Regions from separate parts of the Homo sapiens genome. Here region 1 is linked to region 2. A link is a contact called in ENCODE Hi-C data. All regions are on one chromosome and are shown on one strand. Each heading gives the region's core, a stretch centred on a gene start or an enhancer-like site at or near the end of the contact. The rest is flanking DNA. Distances are from core to core; before and after follow the strand shown.

The links. Hi-C counts contacts between places; a loop is a spot of excess contacts on that map. Pooled maps may share reads with other maps.
Region 1: a loop to region 2 is called in a map with no recorded cell type, with 6 times the contacts of the local background. The contact joins two enhancer-like sites. A Hi-C loop is called at or near these places in 4 of 168 maps with a recorded cell type or tissue (Caco-2, Calu3, endothelial cell of umbilical vein and 1 more), 1 of 37 single-sample maps with no recorded cell type and 6 of 50 pooled maps.

Annotation. Positions count from the first base shown.
Region 1 is chr5:130,539,877-130,547,622 of GRCh38, forward strand. No RefSeq gene overlaps it. Among named protein-coding and RNA genes, the nearest start is that of HINT1, 620 kb to the right of the region's middle. Within about 2 kb of position 2,140, at least 3 of the 41 ENCODE cell types and tissues checked have a DNase peak (open chromatin) inside an H3K27ac peak, as active enhancers do.
Region 2 is chr5:130,318,884-130,325,658 of GRCh38, forward strand. No RefSeq gene overlaps it. Among named protein-coding and RNA genes, the nearest start is that of CHSY3-AS1, 420 kb to the left of the region's middle. Within about 2 kb of position 5,293, at least 3 of the 41 ENCODE cell types and tissues checked have a DNase peak (open chromatin) inside an H3K27ac peak, as active enhancers do.

The sequences.
Region 1 (7,746 bases), core at 890-3,389, 220 kb after region 2:
AGTTTTTCCTGTGGTATATTCCAGGTGCGATATCAGAGAACAAATGGTGGTATGTGATGTTCCTTAGGTCAACAGCTGCTGTGGATGAGGCAGCAAAATAATTACAGCTAAATATAAACAGCTCTCTTTCCTCAGAGGCTATGGATACTGTAATGGAGACTACCATATCTCCATTAAAATAGCTAACAAATCAGGAATAAATAGATTTTTTCTAAGTATTCATAACCTTTCAAGACCTGCCTAAAAATTTCAAACTAACATTATGAGCAACAAAATTTTTTCCAAAATCATATTCAATTTTCAATGAGTAGAAAATATCTCCCAATCAGTATATATCAATAATTATATTTCTAATTTGTTTAAACATATAGAATAACCTATAATTCCATGATTCCCTAATTTGCCTGAATAAATGGGCTTCCTTCGTTAAATATTAGGCTCCCCGCCAAGTTTCTTTTCTTCAGCAGCTTGAATTACTGCCCAAACTTAATTTATCCCCCTCAGTTACAAATATCTAGAGTCATCAACCAAAATGTAGTCTCCCATTAATACAACTAATTAAACAAATATACACCAGGCCGGGCGCAGTGGCTCATGCCTGTAATCCCAGCACTTTGGGAGGCAGAGGTGGGCGGATCATGAGGTCAGGAGATCGAGACCATCCTGGCTAACACTGTGAAACCCCATCTCTACTAAAAATACAAAAAATTACTTAGGCATGGTGGCAGGTGCCTGTAGTCCCAGCTACTTGAGAGGCTGAGGCAGGAGAATGGCGTGAACCTGGGAGGCAGAGGTTGCAGTGAGCCGAGATCACACCACCACACTCCAGCCTGGGCGACAGAGCGAGATTCTGTCTCAAAAAAAAAAAAAAAATATACACACACACACACACACACACACACACACACACACACACACACCCCAAAGTTATAGGACAAAAACCATTTGAAGTGAAATTGCATTTCTATTTCAAGACTTCCCAAAAAACTAAAATGTCGTTATTTTCATTTCCCTTTTCCTTGTGTTAAATCTAAACAAATGTGATCTCATGTGGTCAGGTTTTAATTTACCTTTTGCTCTAAAGTCTTTATCCTTCATTTATGTCCTTGCTCACAGTGGGTTACAGAGAAGTGGCTAAACAATGAAAATGTTATACTTGGAACAATTGTTTCAAAGATAATTTCCATATATTAATTTATTTACCATTTACCAAAACATATTTTAGGTACTGAGAATACATTGGTAAATAAAAATAGCCAAATCTTTATCTCATTTTACTTACATTTTTATGCACTCAGGGGTTGAGGGGTAAACATTAGAAATAAACAAATAAATAGTACAGACTACAGATAAGTGATCTGAACAAAATAAATTTGAATCTGTGGTCAGGAGAGGATGAAGACTACTAGATTGGTCAGTTAGAAAATCTGAGACCTGAAATGCTAGAAGGAACCAACCATGCTTCAAGTGGTATAGTTAGAGAATTCCAGCTAGAGGAACAAGTAAACCATTTCTAAGTTTAGAACCTTTATGTATTTTAGAAATAGGAAAAAGAAGATAAGGATAGCTACAACACATTAAGTGAGGACAAGAGGATAAGAGTTGAGAGAGATTAGAGGTTGAGATATTCAGGGATCAAATTATTTTAGTATTCAATCATACATTAAATAGTTTACACTGTATTCTAAGAGTCATGCAAAGTGATTGCTGGCCAGGCAGGAGAGGGGTCTAAGGAGAAGAATAACAGGAATTCATTCAGATTTATAGTGATCACTCCCAGTTTCTGCTTGGAGAGTGAACCATAGATGGTGTGAGAAACACATTCACTAGTCCAAACACAAAGAATGGACTCAGAGACAAGAACAGGAGAAGCAAGACTTTTAATGGCTGTCTTGCAAGATCGGGTGTATGGTAGGCAGGCACACCTGGGGCAGTTAACAGCAGGTAATTTATCTCCTAGCACACAATTCTCTCCCCCAGTTCCTCATTGGTTGAGTACTATGGAGTTACAATTTTCCTAAGTTACAAGTTGCCTAAGTTTCATTATCCCCCTTATAAGGTTATACCCTGGTCCCCTTCCCCACTTAAATTTCGATTTCTTAATAATGAAACTTTCTTCCCTTTTATGGGCTGACCCCTCCTCTACATTCTGTTCACTTATGGTTAACTTCTAGGTGCATGAGTCATGTGGTTTGCCACATCTGCAGGCTGGCTGCCAGTACTTAGATTTATCATGCCTTGAAACTGGACCATTTAAAATGTTTTCTCACAAATTCCTTCCTCTTTTCTATCTACTTCTTTGGTCTCATTTTCATCTAAACCCTTTTGGTCCTCGAATCACTCTAGAAGTTGTTTATTTTCTCCCCATAAGAGAGTGAGTTTAATTTGGTTTCTAATAGTAGCAGGCTATTTTTCTGGTAAGACATGGGCATTTGTTTATTAACAGCTATTTTAATTAATTTCTGTGCTAGTCTGCTCACACAGGGATAATGCAACACCCCACTGCTGTTAAGACTCCTGCCACAATTATGAGAGATGTAAGGATTGAAGCTACCATGCCTTTCTGTTTTCCAAATCATCCTTCGAGCCAACCAGTAAATGGATCTTAAATTCCAGCATTTTCTGCCAGTCTGTTGGCTAGAGTTGTCAGTCCTTGTAAAGTTTCATGATGGTCCCATCTGAGGCAGTATTTTTGGGAACGAAAGTACAACATTTCCCACCCAGCATGACATATACAACCCCTTTTTCTGCTAGTATTATGTCTAGTTGAAGCCTGTTTTCCCAGACCATTTGAGTGGTGGCATCTAACTGGCTAGCCAACCCCTTGAGGGCATCCAGAGTATAGCTGATGAATCTCTGTTGATTACAATAGATGTAGTTAATCCAATCCACATTTTTATTAATAGTTGACCACCAGAAGAGTGCTGACTCAAACCCAGCAGTTATTTGGTTTGGGGCCTTAAATTTATTAGGCACCCCCACAGGGACTCCTATCAAGTCAACTTATAAATTGGGATCAAAAGAATTTGTCAAATCTCTCCAGTTTTAGTGGCCAAGTGCATTTTCAGGCATTTTATGGAATGCCAGGGTGAAGGCAATCACCAGCTGGACTAAAGCACAAATCTCAGTCCAGTTGGATGGTAAGAGGTTATAGAGGTTCCTCTTCCCACAATACCACCAGACATCCATCCGGGGTATATGGAGGCTGAGTAATTGCCACTGCCTAACTTACCAGTGATGTTTAGGATGTGGGTACAACTCAATAGTTCTCCCATGGGCTTACTGAACTCTGCCCCCTTCCTTGAGAGGCAAGAGGAGTGGTTCATATTCCCTATAGAGAATGAGGGAATTGCTATGGGATCTGACCTTTGCAATACAGGAAAGAGCAATGACAGACTCTTACAAGTCTCATTTCCCCATGCATCATTGTCCTGGTATAGAGCCAACATGCAATGCATTTCTTCAGGATTGGTATCCCATCCTAAGGAAAATGGAACCACCTGTGCTTGAGGTTTTCCCACAGCACATGCATAGCAGTTACTCTTGTTGAGGGCTTGTACGGAAAATTTGATCCATTTGACTATACCCTGTACTCTCTCTCAGTTTCTGAGGTTTGCCTTAAATCCTTTACCTCAATTATTTCTACCCTTTTAGGGTCATTATTCGGTGAACTAAAGTGTTTATTGGAGTCAGGGGTTGGAGTAGTCCCAGGCAAATGGGAGGTTGAGTTCTTGATTAGTTTGAGAACAAATCACCCTAGGGTGTCTTTCCCTGTGATGTTTGCCCCTAATCCCTAATCCATATACCCAAGACACTACTTTTGGTTCTTGGTCTAGAACAGCTGGATTGTCAGTGATGATGAGTATAGGATTGCATTCTAAATTCTGGCAGTTATTTGGTGGGAAGCCCTTGGATAGATGTAGTTTATTCTTTAATGGTCTCCAGCTAGGAGTTGCCCACCCCATATTTACTGTCCAACCCTGAAATTGGGTAGTCCACCACACATCATCCCAGCTGGGCAAGCTGATGCCCTGCTGTAACCTGTGTCTGGTTCAGGGCAAAGATATTTATATGCCTGTGAGAGCTGTCTCTGATTTTCCAAATTCCCACAAGGTAAGACGTGGCAGGCATCAAATCTTATAGTCTAGGGTGCTACCATCTTGGTTACATTAATTACCAATCTGATTGGGTAGAGAGGAGTCCCCTGCCAGTTTCCATTTTAACCTTCTGCTCTGTATAGTAGCCCATCCCAGCCATATTAACTTCCAGAAATGAGGCCAGCCCATATTTTCTTTTTAGATTTTTCTGAGTTAACTTTAAGGGTTCCTGGGTGACCCGTGCACTTTTCACTGGTCTTTCTCTCTCCCTTCTGGGGTCTCTTTTACCAGTCATTTGACTCCAGTATAGTGAGTCCACCCCCATTCAGCTGTTCTCATGGCTGTCTCAGTGGTCAAAAGCACTTGATAGGGACCATCCCTGCTTGGGTGGAGCTTATCTTCTTTCCAAGTCTTAACCAGTACCAAGTCACCAAGCTGGAAGTGGTAACCATGAACTCAAGAGGCAGACTTGAATTAGAAGTCCTTTTAACCTAAGGGATGACAGGGTGGAGGAAATGGCCAGTAAATAATTTCTTAAGAATTGATCCTTGGTTTCCATAGTAGGGAGATCTGTAGCTCTGCCTAAATATGGGAGCCCATATAATAACTTGTAGGGGGCAATCCCATCTTTTCTTGGAGCTGTCCTAATGCTAAGGAGTGCTATTTGGAGACATGTGGTACAAGGCATTTTAGTTTCTAAGATTAGTTTGGTGATATGCTTTTTGAAAGTTTGATTCATTCTTTCTACCTTTCCAGAGGAAGGAGGATGCCAAGGGGGTGCGATAATCCCATCTAATTTGTAAACCTTCCATAATTCCCCTTAACACCCTTGAGGTAAAGTGGCTCCCATTGTCTGAATCAATATTTTCTGCCAGGCCAAATCTAGGTACAATCTACTCTAATATTATTTTGACATTCCTGGTGGTGGCCGTTGGAAGGGGAAAGCCTTCCATCCAGCCGGAAAGGTGATCTACGATCACCAGTAAATACTTTAGTCTTACTATTTTGGGCATTTCTCTGAAATCTACTTGAATGCTTTGAAATAGTCTTAGTCCGGGAGGTCTTCCTCCCATGGCCTGTTTTCTAGCCAACATTTTGTTTAAGCTTTGACAAATTACACAACTTCCACATACTTGTTTAGTGAGGGTCTAAATCCCTATACACACATAATTCCTAAGTATTGCATCACACAGAGCCTGGGGTCCCCAGTGACTCCCTTTGTGTAATATAGACATTAGTTCTCTCATCAGGGGTTTTATCATTTCTCTCCCAGCAGGAAGTACCCATTTCCCATCTTCAGTTTGAGTGACCCCTATCTTGTCTAATTCTTCCTTCTCCTCTTTGGTAAACTGGGGTCTTAATACTACCTTAGAGATGTCTGGGATCAGGCTAAATAGTCTAATTTCTTCCTCCAGGGAAGCTTGCTTAGCAGCTTCATCTGCAAGCCTGTTTCCTATAGCTTCTACAGTATTCCCTATCTGATGATCATTTACATGAACTATGGCTACCTCTGCTGGAAGTAGGAGGCTTTCTAAAACCTGTTTGACCAGTTCCCCATGTACCAATTCTTTTCACCTGCTATTTATTAGGCCCTGCTCTGTCCAGATTTTTCCAAAAGTGTGTAATACCCCATGAGCATATTTAGAATCAGTATATATAGTGCCTTCTTGGTCTTCGAGGAGGTTTAGGGCCTGGTTAAGAGCATGTAATTCACAGGTTTGAGCCAACCAGCCATTAGGTAATCTACCTTTCTCACATAAGGAGTGTTTATTTTCATCAATGACAGTATAACGACTATGTCTCCTGCCATCTATTACTCAGGATGACCCATCCACAAACAGCACAACATGTAGTGGAGCTTCTCTAAAGTCTGGTCTAACTTTGGTTTGGTATTCTATGATATTTAAGCAGTTATGGTCTGATGTCTCTTTGTTCTCCTCTCCTTTCTATAGGAAACTGGCTAGATTCAGGCAAGTGTCTGTTATGACCAAATCATCTTATTCTACTAATATGGCTTCATATTTTAGAATCTGAGAATCCATTAACCATGTCCTGGCCTTTTAATTTAATATATTCCTGACCTGGTGTGGGGTGCTTACTATTAGGGCCCCACCAAAGGTTAGCTTTTGACTCTCCTCTACCAGCAGGGCTGTGGCAGCTACTGCTTTCATACATTTGGGCCACCTGCAAGAGACAGAATCAAGAAGCTTGGAGACAAAAGCAACAGGTTGCCTCTTCCCTCCCAAGGTTTGAGTGAGCAACCCAAGGGCCACACCCTGGTCTACTGTTACAAACAGATGGAATGGTTTCTCTAAAGGTGGGAAAGCCAGGACCGGGGCAGTAATGAGGGCCTGCTTTAGCTCCTTCACTGCCTGAATTTCCTCTGGGGACCATTACAAGGGATTGGGTTCCTCCTCTAGTAACTTGAGATACAGAATCTTTGTCTTTTGAGCATATGAGTCATCCATAACCTATAGTAATGAGTTAAACCAAAAAAATTTCAGAGTTCTCTCTTTGTCTTAGGCAAAGGCAGACCCATTATTTCCAATAATCTCTCTGGGTTTATTCTCCACTTCCCTTCATTAATCAGGTGTCCTAAATATTTAACTTCTTTTTCTACAAACTGCATTTTGTTCTTAGAGACTCACAATCCCCTTTCTCCTAGGAAATTAAGCAAGTTTGTGGTGGTTTCTGATACCCTGGCCCTCTTCTCCCCAGAAATTAAAAGATAATCTACAATATTGCAACAACTGGGTTCCCCTGGAAGTTTGGGATTCCTCCAGGACGTTTTCTAAGATTTGAACAAATTTGAAACCTTGTGGCAGCACAGTCCAGCAGTACTATTGTTTTCTCCCAGTTATAGGATTTTCCCATTCAAAGGCAAAGAGGTCCCTACTCCTGAAGTCTAGGGGACATGCCCAGAATACATCTTTAAGATCCACCACACGGAACCACTTATGTTCATAGGGTATCTTCCTAAGGAAAGTGTAGGGGTTAGGCATCACAGGGTGGCGGGTCTGAATAATTTGATTTATAGTCCTTAGATCTTGCACCAATCTATACAACCCTGGGGCTTTTGACTGGGAGAATTGGAGTATTGTATGGTGACATGCAGGGTTCTAATAATCCATCTTTAATCAATTCCTCTATTACTGGTTGGAGACATTTTCTCCCTTCAAGAGATATGGGATATTGTTTTCTGCAAACGACTTCTTCTGCTTGTTTTAGTTCAATCTGTAAGGGTGTGATTGTTAACCCTCCCCTGTTGCCTTCCCTAAGCCACACAAGGGGATTAATTTTTCTTTCCCCCTCCTCTGTTAGGAGGCCCATCATTACTTTTATTTTTCCTTCCTCTATTCCTAATTCTACACCCAATCTCACAATCAGGTCTTGACCCAGGAGGTTAGGTCCTGCTTCAGGAACATATAAGAGGGACTCCTCAATTTGTTCTGGTCCCAATCTAATTAACATTTTCTTGAATATCAGAACCTGAAATCCCTCCTTTTTATTCAAGATACTGTCAATGTTTTGTTAGAGAGTTCTGTACCCCTTAGTTGGTGAATTAGGGGAGAGCAAGCCACCTCAGTATCAACCAAAAATGTCACTTCTTCTCCTCTGGCTCCCACCTTCAAATTTATCAAGGGTTCCT
Region 2 (6,775 bases), core at 4,043-6,542:
TTAAAAAATTAAATAATTTGGCTGAGCATGGTGGCTCATGCCTGTAATCCCAGCACTTTGGGAGGCTGAGGTGAGTGGATCACTTGAGGTCAGGAGTTTGAGACCAGCCTGGCCAACATGGTGAAACTCCGTATTTACTAAAAATACAAAAATTAGCCTGGCATGGTGGCATGTTCCTGTAATCCCAACTACTCAGGAGGCTGAGGCAGGAGAATTACTTGAACCGGAAGGTGGAGGTTGCAGTGAGCCAAGATTGTGCCACTGCACTCCAGCGTAGACAACAGAGCAAGATACTGTCACAAAAAAATCAAACAAATGAAGTAATTTAATTTTTAAATATTTATTGACTGATAAATTAGTTTGATTATATTTATTGACCTGCAAAACACTTTTGCTAAAAAATTACATTCAAAAATAACTTTCTTAAAAATAATATACATCTGTACATATTAAAGCAAAATTTTAAAAAATCCCATTCATTATCTAAAATTAAACATAGACTAAGTAAATTACTTATTCTTGGTACATAATCAGTTTTTAAACTTTATTTTCTTCTAATACTTTGTCACTGATATTTTTCTGAAGCACTTAGATTTTTTTCAGCTGGTCTTATTTTTATTTTTCCAAATAACTCCAATAATTTTTAAAGTTATATTTTATACTTAGTAACTTTAAAACAGTTTATAATTCTTCTCTAAAGAAAATATTAATGGAGAAAATATTCTTTCTACATGTGAGGTACTTGGTAATCTCAAAAAATTTTTTTGATGGGCGATATTATCAATTTTTGTTCTTTTCATATTGAAATGTGTAAAATTTTAAACCCATGTATTTTTCCAGTTATTTTCTTCTTTTTTCTCCTTTAGAAGACCTTTCTTTGATAAATATTTTTAAGCTAAACTCATAAAATAAATCCTATTTATTAACTTTTTGAATAGTTTACATTTAGATACAAATTGTAGACCTTCTTAATTTAATTTTATCCTAGTATAGAGTGTAAATTTATCCAATTAAAAATAGCAGTTATGTCAAAAGATTCTTTCAAGTCAAAACATCACAATTACAGGATTTCCAGATTAAGTCTTGTGAACTGTTTGATCTTTCATTTTTCATTCTGTTCAGTTCCACACTTTATCTGGTAGAAATAATTTTAGTATTTTCTGGTTTGTAAGCTTTGACTTCCAAGTCTTGATATAAATTTAAAAAGTGGCTGAAGATTGACTAAAGGAGTCAATAAGAAATTTCCAGGTGTGATAGAATCATTCTATACCTCAGTGGTGTAATGGTTAAATAAATGAATGCTTTTAGGAAAACTCATCAAAATATACATTTAAGATCTTTATATTACACTGAATGTAGATCTTACTATGATAAAAAATCAACTGAAAAAATAAAAAACTCAGAGCTTATGTGAGAAAAGTTAAAAAACAAGATGAAATAAGCTATATAATCCAATATCATTTATATAAACTAAAAATATGTCCACACAAAATAACAATACATGTTTCATAAAACACATACGGGGTGAAAAAACATAACATTCAATGGTATAGAATGGTTGCTGTGGTTGGGTAGGGGAGAGGGGAGCAGGGGAAGGAGTGGTGCAGAGGAAAAGTGAGAATAAACAAGTAAAGTGGAATTTGCTTCCATGGACCTTTCACGTACGTATTCCTTTCAGATACAACTTTCTGACCTAAAATGCAACCTATGCATTTGACGAAGGTCTAATTTCCAGAATCGATAAGGAACTTAAACAAATTTACAAGCAAGAACCAAACAACTCCATTACAAAGTGGGCAAAGAACATGAACAGACACCTTTCAAAAGAAGACATACACATGGTCAATAAGCATATGTAAAAATGCTCAACATCACTACTCACTAGAGAAATGCAAGTCAAAACCACCATGAGATACCATCTCACACCAGTCAGAATGACTCTTATTAAAAAGGCAAAAAATAACAGATGCTGGTGAAGTTGCAGAGAAAAGGGATCACATATACTGCTGGTGGGAATGTAAAGTAGTTCAACCACTGTAGAAAGCAGTGTGTGGATTCTTCAAATAACTTAAAACAGAATTACCATTCAACCCAGACATCCCATAATTGGGCATATACCCAAAGAAATATAAATTATTCCACCGTAAAGACACATATGTGCATATATGTTCATCACAGCACTATTCACAACACCAAAAACATGAAATCAATCTAAATACCTATCAACAGTATACTGAATAAAGAAAATGCAGGCTGGGTGTGGTGGCTCATGCCTGTAATCCCAGTACTTTGGGAGGCCAAAGTGGGTGGATCACGAGGTCAGGAGATTGAGACCATCCTGGCTAACATGGTGAAACCCCATCTCTACTATAAATACAAAAAAAAAAAAAATTAGCCATGCATGGTGGTGGACACCTGTAGCCCCAGCTACTCAGGAGGCTGAGTCAGGAGAATGGTGTGAACCTGGGAGGTGGAGCTTGCAGTGAGCCAAGATCGTGCCACTGCACTCCAGCCTGAGCAATAGAGCGAAACTCTGTCTCAAAAAAAGAAAAAAAGTAAAATATGGTACATATACACCATGGAATGCTATGCAGCCATAAAAAAGCACAAGATCATGTCCTTTGCAGCAACATGGATGGTGCTGGAAGCCATTATCCTAAGCAAATTAATGCAGGAACATAAAACAAATACTGCATCTTCTCACTTGTAATTGGGAGCTAAACAATGAGAACATATGAACATAAAAAGAGCAACAACAGATACCAAGGCCTACTTGAGGGTGGAGGTGGAGGAGGGAGAGGAGCAGAAAAAATATGTACTATGCTTAGTACCTGGGTGACCAAATAATCTGTACAACAAACCCCAGTGACCTACATAACAAACCTTCACATATACCCGTAAATCTAAAATAAAAGTTTAAAAAATTAAAGAAAATATGTTATCAGAATTTTATGAACAGTCTTGTTAAAGGAAATTTTACATATTTACATTGTGAATTTGTTTCTTGGCTAATCCAGTCTACTTGAGAGTAAAATTTCATTAAACTTGGACAATGAAAATTCTTCTCCCTATAGTCAAAAGTAATAATCAATATAATTTGACTCTAAAAATTCTAAAATGCACATGACTAATTTTTTTTAGTATGAAGGAAGAATGAGGGGAAATAGGTCTGTGGCAAAACAAATTAACTCTGATTCTATTTTTCACACATTTTGAATAAGAGATTCACACCTGCCATTTATAGAAGTGTAATTTTCACAGTCCTGAGGGTGAGTATCCACCTTCTTTATGGAAAGTTAAGCTATACAGTTTTGCAAATAGAATATTGCATTTGATTTAAGATTGTTGATTTAAGGTAAATATTTGCACAAGCATCATAGTCCATTTGTTAAGAAAAAATGATAATTCCTTAGGGCCAAGCTCATTTTCAAGATAGTGTTTCAGATACACCCAATCAGAGAATTTGTTGGTTCCAAATTAGATAAGATTGTAGATTTTAATCTATGGAATCAGTATCTAAAGATTAAAAACATGACATCACAAGATGCGAGAATGTTAGAATGTATTATTGAACCAACAATGAACACCATTTGTAGGCTTTTGGCTGTAGTATGTGAGAAAAATTATGCATTCTGTCTTCCTGACATGCTCTCTTCAGGCTTCATAATGTTGTTTTGGTAGCAGTGTAAAGTATTCTTTATTATTTTGTAAATGTGTCCTCAAAATAACAGGTATTATTTTGGTATAATTCTAGTTAAGTAAAACTCTGGCAGAACTGTTAAGTTATAGAGTAAAAGACATTTCTACAGGTTGGTTAAACCCCTACTTATAGCTCCTATATATTACTCTTGTGAATGGCTGCTGATACCAAGCAAAGATTTTAAGGGTTATTAATTTAACTTCTTCTGATGTACTCAACAACACTTTCTAAAAATCACATGCAGTAATTTCCTCCTACTTACTTCAAGCATTAAGTGAACAGATTTGTATAATTTTGTATGCATAATTTTATTTTAATCTATAATGTAGGTGCCATCACTAAGTTCTGCTGAAGAATTGATTACTACAAATATTTTTGTTTTCTTTAATTTGGAATATATATATAAAATCTAGGAATACAAAATGCTGTATAATGGAATCCAAACTTTTCATTTTTTGTATTTATCCTTTAGAATAGTAAAAGTTCATGCATGCCTTTAGGACAATATTAGAGTAAGTTAGTAGAAAGAAATGTAGAATAATGCTATTAGGTTTTCTGTGTTTTTTCACTTTCCCATATAAAATGTGGTTTCCTAAGGTTAGATGGGAAAACGACAGTTGTTTTCTAATAATCTTAATTTCTAGTTCTGCTCTCAATGTCTAGCTCTGCTCTCTACAAACCATTATTTTCATTCTTTTTTATTTAGGTAGTAATTTGATATAATTAATACACTCCCACCCAAGGCACAGAAAAAATAATTATAACAATTCATTCTAACATGTGTTCTCCTTTAATATTGTTTCACAATGAAAATATGGACCTTTGGTAAAAACATAATTTCTCCTCTTCGTTTGAAAATGTAAAAATCATAGGTAGCTTTTGTGATACTAGGTGCTCAAATACTTGTAGTATTTTATGATAGAAACAACTCTGTCAAAGATTGTGTTAATCTTCTTAAGCAACAAGAATTCCTATTGGTCTTTTCCTTACACATTAAATTGAACCAAATAATTTCAAAAGTCTCAAAAGCTGTGAAATTATTATAATAATTGGAAATGTGTCAAAGTGTGGAGTATTTATATGACAATTTCATTTAAGCTTTCAGGGCACTATTGAAACACATTTCAACCTTAAATGGCCATCCAGGCAGAGGCTTTAGAAGTAAATTGTTTACATTGATTCACAATCCCATAAGCCTTTATAGTAAACTATCCTCTTTGAATTTACTACCTTGGTTAATTCAGCAGAAAATTGCTTTCTATTTCTGAGACCCGCTTAGAAGGCTTGAGCAGATTTTTTTTTAAAAAAATTGTTCTGCGATGATGATGAAGGGAGACTTGAGAATCCCTTTGAAAAATAGAATTGACTACAGACCGAACAGCCTGTGTTTATGGATAACTGAGCTTCACACCTCTCACTGAAGGTGAGAAAGTCCTATTGAAGATGACAAAGCCCTTATCACAGTGCCTGGTACAAGGTGGGTACCCAAATGTGTGTCCCTATAAGACAGCAGCAAAGAAACTGTTACTCCTCAAAAACTCTCATCTCCACTGAATGGGTATAGGACATAGAATCTTCCTGTACTTAAGCAACTTTTAAATAGCACTTTATACACTCTCAAAAGATCAATTACATCAGAGTAGCTATGGCTTGTGAAAGTAAAAAAGGGAAGTGAGCAATATCTTAAGAATACCTGGCAGATAAGAAATGCAGCTGTTATGATTGCCTAACTGACCACCTGTTTCCTGTTGAAGGAGCCAGTTGTACTAGTGGAGAGATTTTAAAAGGAATTAAAATACATTCTTCAAATTTACATCAAAATGGATATCATACTATCTACTGTTTCATGATTAAGAACACATACAAAGCCCTTCTTTTATCATGCCTATAGTTCCTGGTGTTCCTGAAAAGTTATAGTGAGACTCAACTATGTACTGAAAGAAAGGAGAGGTAGAAATCATACTCAGCAGCAAATGGGATGCCTGAATCTGAATCCCAGCTCTGCAGTTTACTAACCATGTGACTGTAGAAAATGTTCCAATCTCTCTTATTTTTCTCATCTCTTAAATGGTGATACTAATAATAGTTACATCCTAGGGTGTTGTGAGAACGAAATGAGTTAATATATGCTAAGCATTCAGAACAGCCTGCCAAATAATGAACACTACGTAAGCATTGACTTATTAATATTTTGTTATTACTTTATAAGCACGAATTTTCTGTAATCAGGGAAAGAAAGAGAAAAGCAAAGAAACCTTGATGTTCCAAGCAAGTAAATACTCAAGTTCATCCAGTTGTGTTTCTATCAAATGTGAGGGGTTTAGGAGTAGACTATCTTCTTTATTTTATACCTGATGGAACTTAGGCAAAAGGGAATAACTGGCTTGTATCAGATGATGTCAGTCATTGATTCAGTCACTTTCAGAGCTTTTCTTTTTATTTTTCTTTCCATGATGAGCATTTACTCTTTCAACAGCCAAAGATCATTTCCACGTTCTTCTGGTAATGAAACTGAGCAGGTGTCCCACAGAGCTGATGTTCGTGGTTTCTTTGAATAAACATAGAAGTTGGCCCTCCTAGTTTTAAAACCTGAGAAAGTTGCATTTGTCTTATCTGAGTTCCTTTCCAAGGAAACCAGCCATCAGGCCTCCCAAATAGTAGCAAGGAGCTGAAAGTCACCAGATCACTGCATTTGGACAATCAGATGCCCGACACTTTATCTGTTAAGTTTGCCTAACTGACCACTTGCTTCCCATTGACCAGCTGCTCTTCTTTACCCCTCCCTAATTCCTGTTTTCCCACACATGGTTACATTTCTTCCCTGCTATATCAGCTCCTAATTTTAGTCAGTCAGGGAGATGGATTTGAGACCTCCTGGCCTCTTGGCTGCAGCACTCTATTAAAGGCTTCATCTTTGGCAATACTTGTTTCAGTGATAGGCTTTCTGTGAAGCAAGAAACAGGATCTAGACCGAACATCTGGTGTTTTGGTAACAGTAAGTGAACACAATTTCCTTTGAAAGTTGTCCCTCGCTGACAAGGATGCCAGTTGTATTTCACCAAGCCCGGTAAGGGT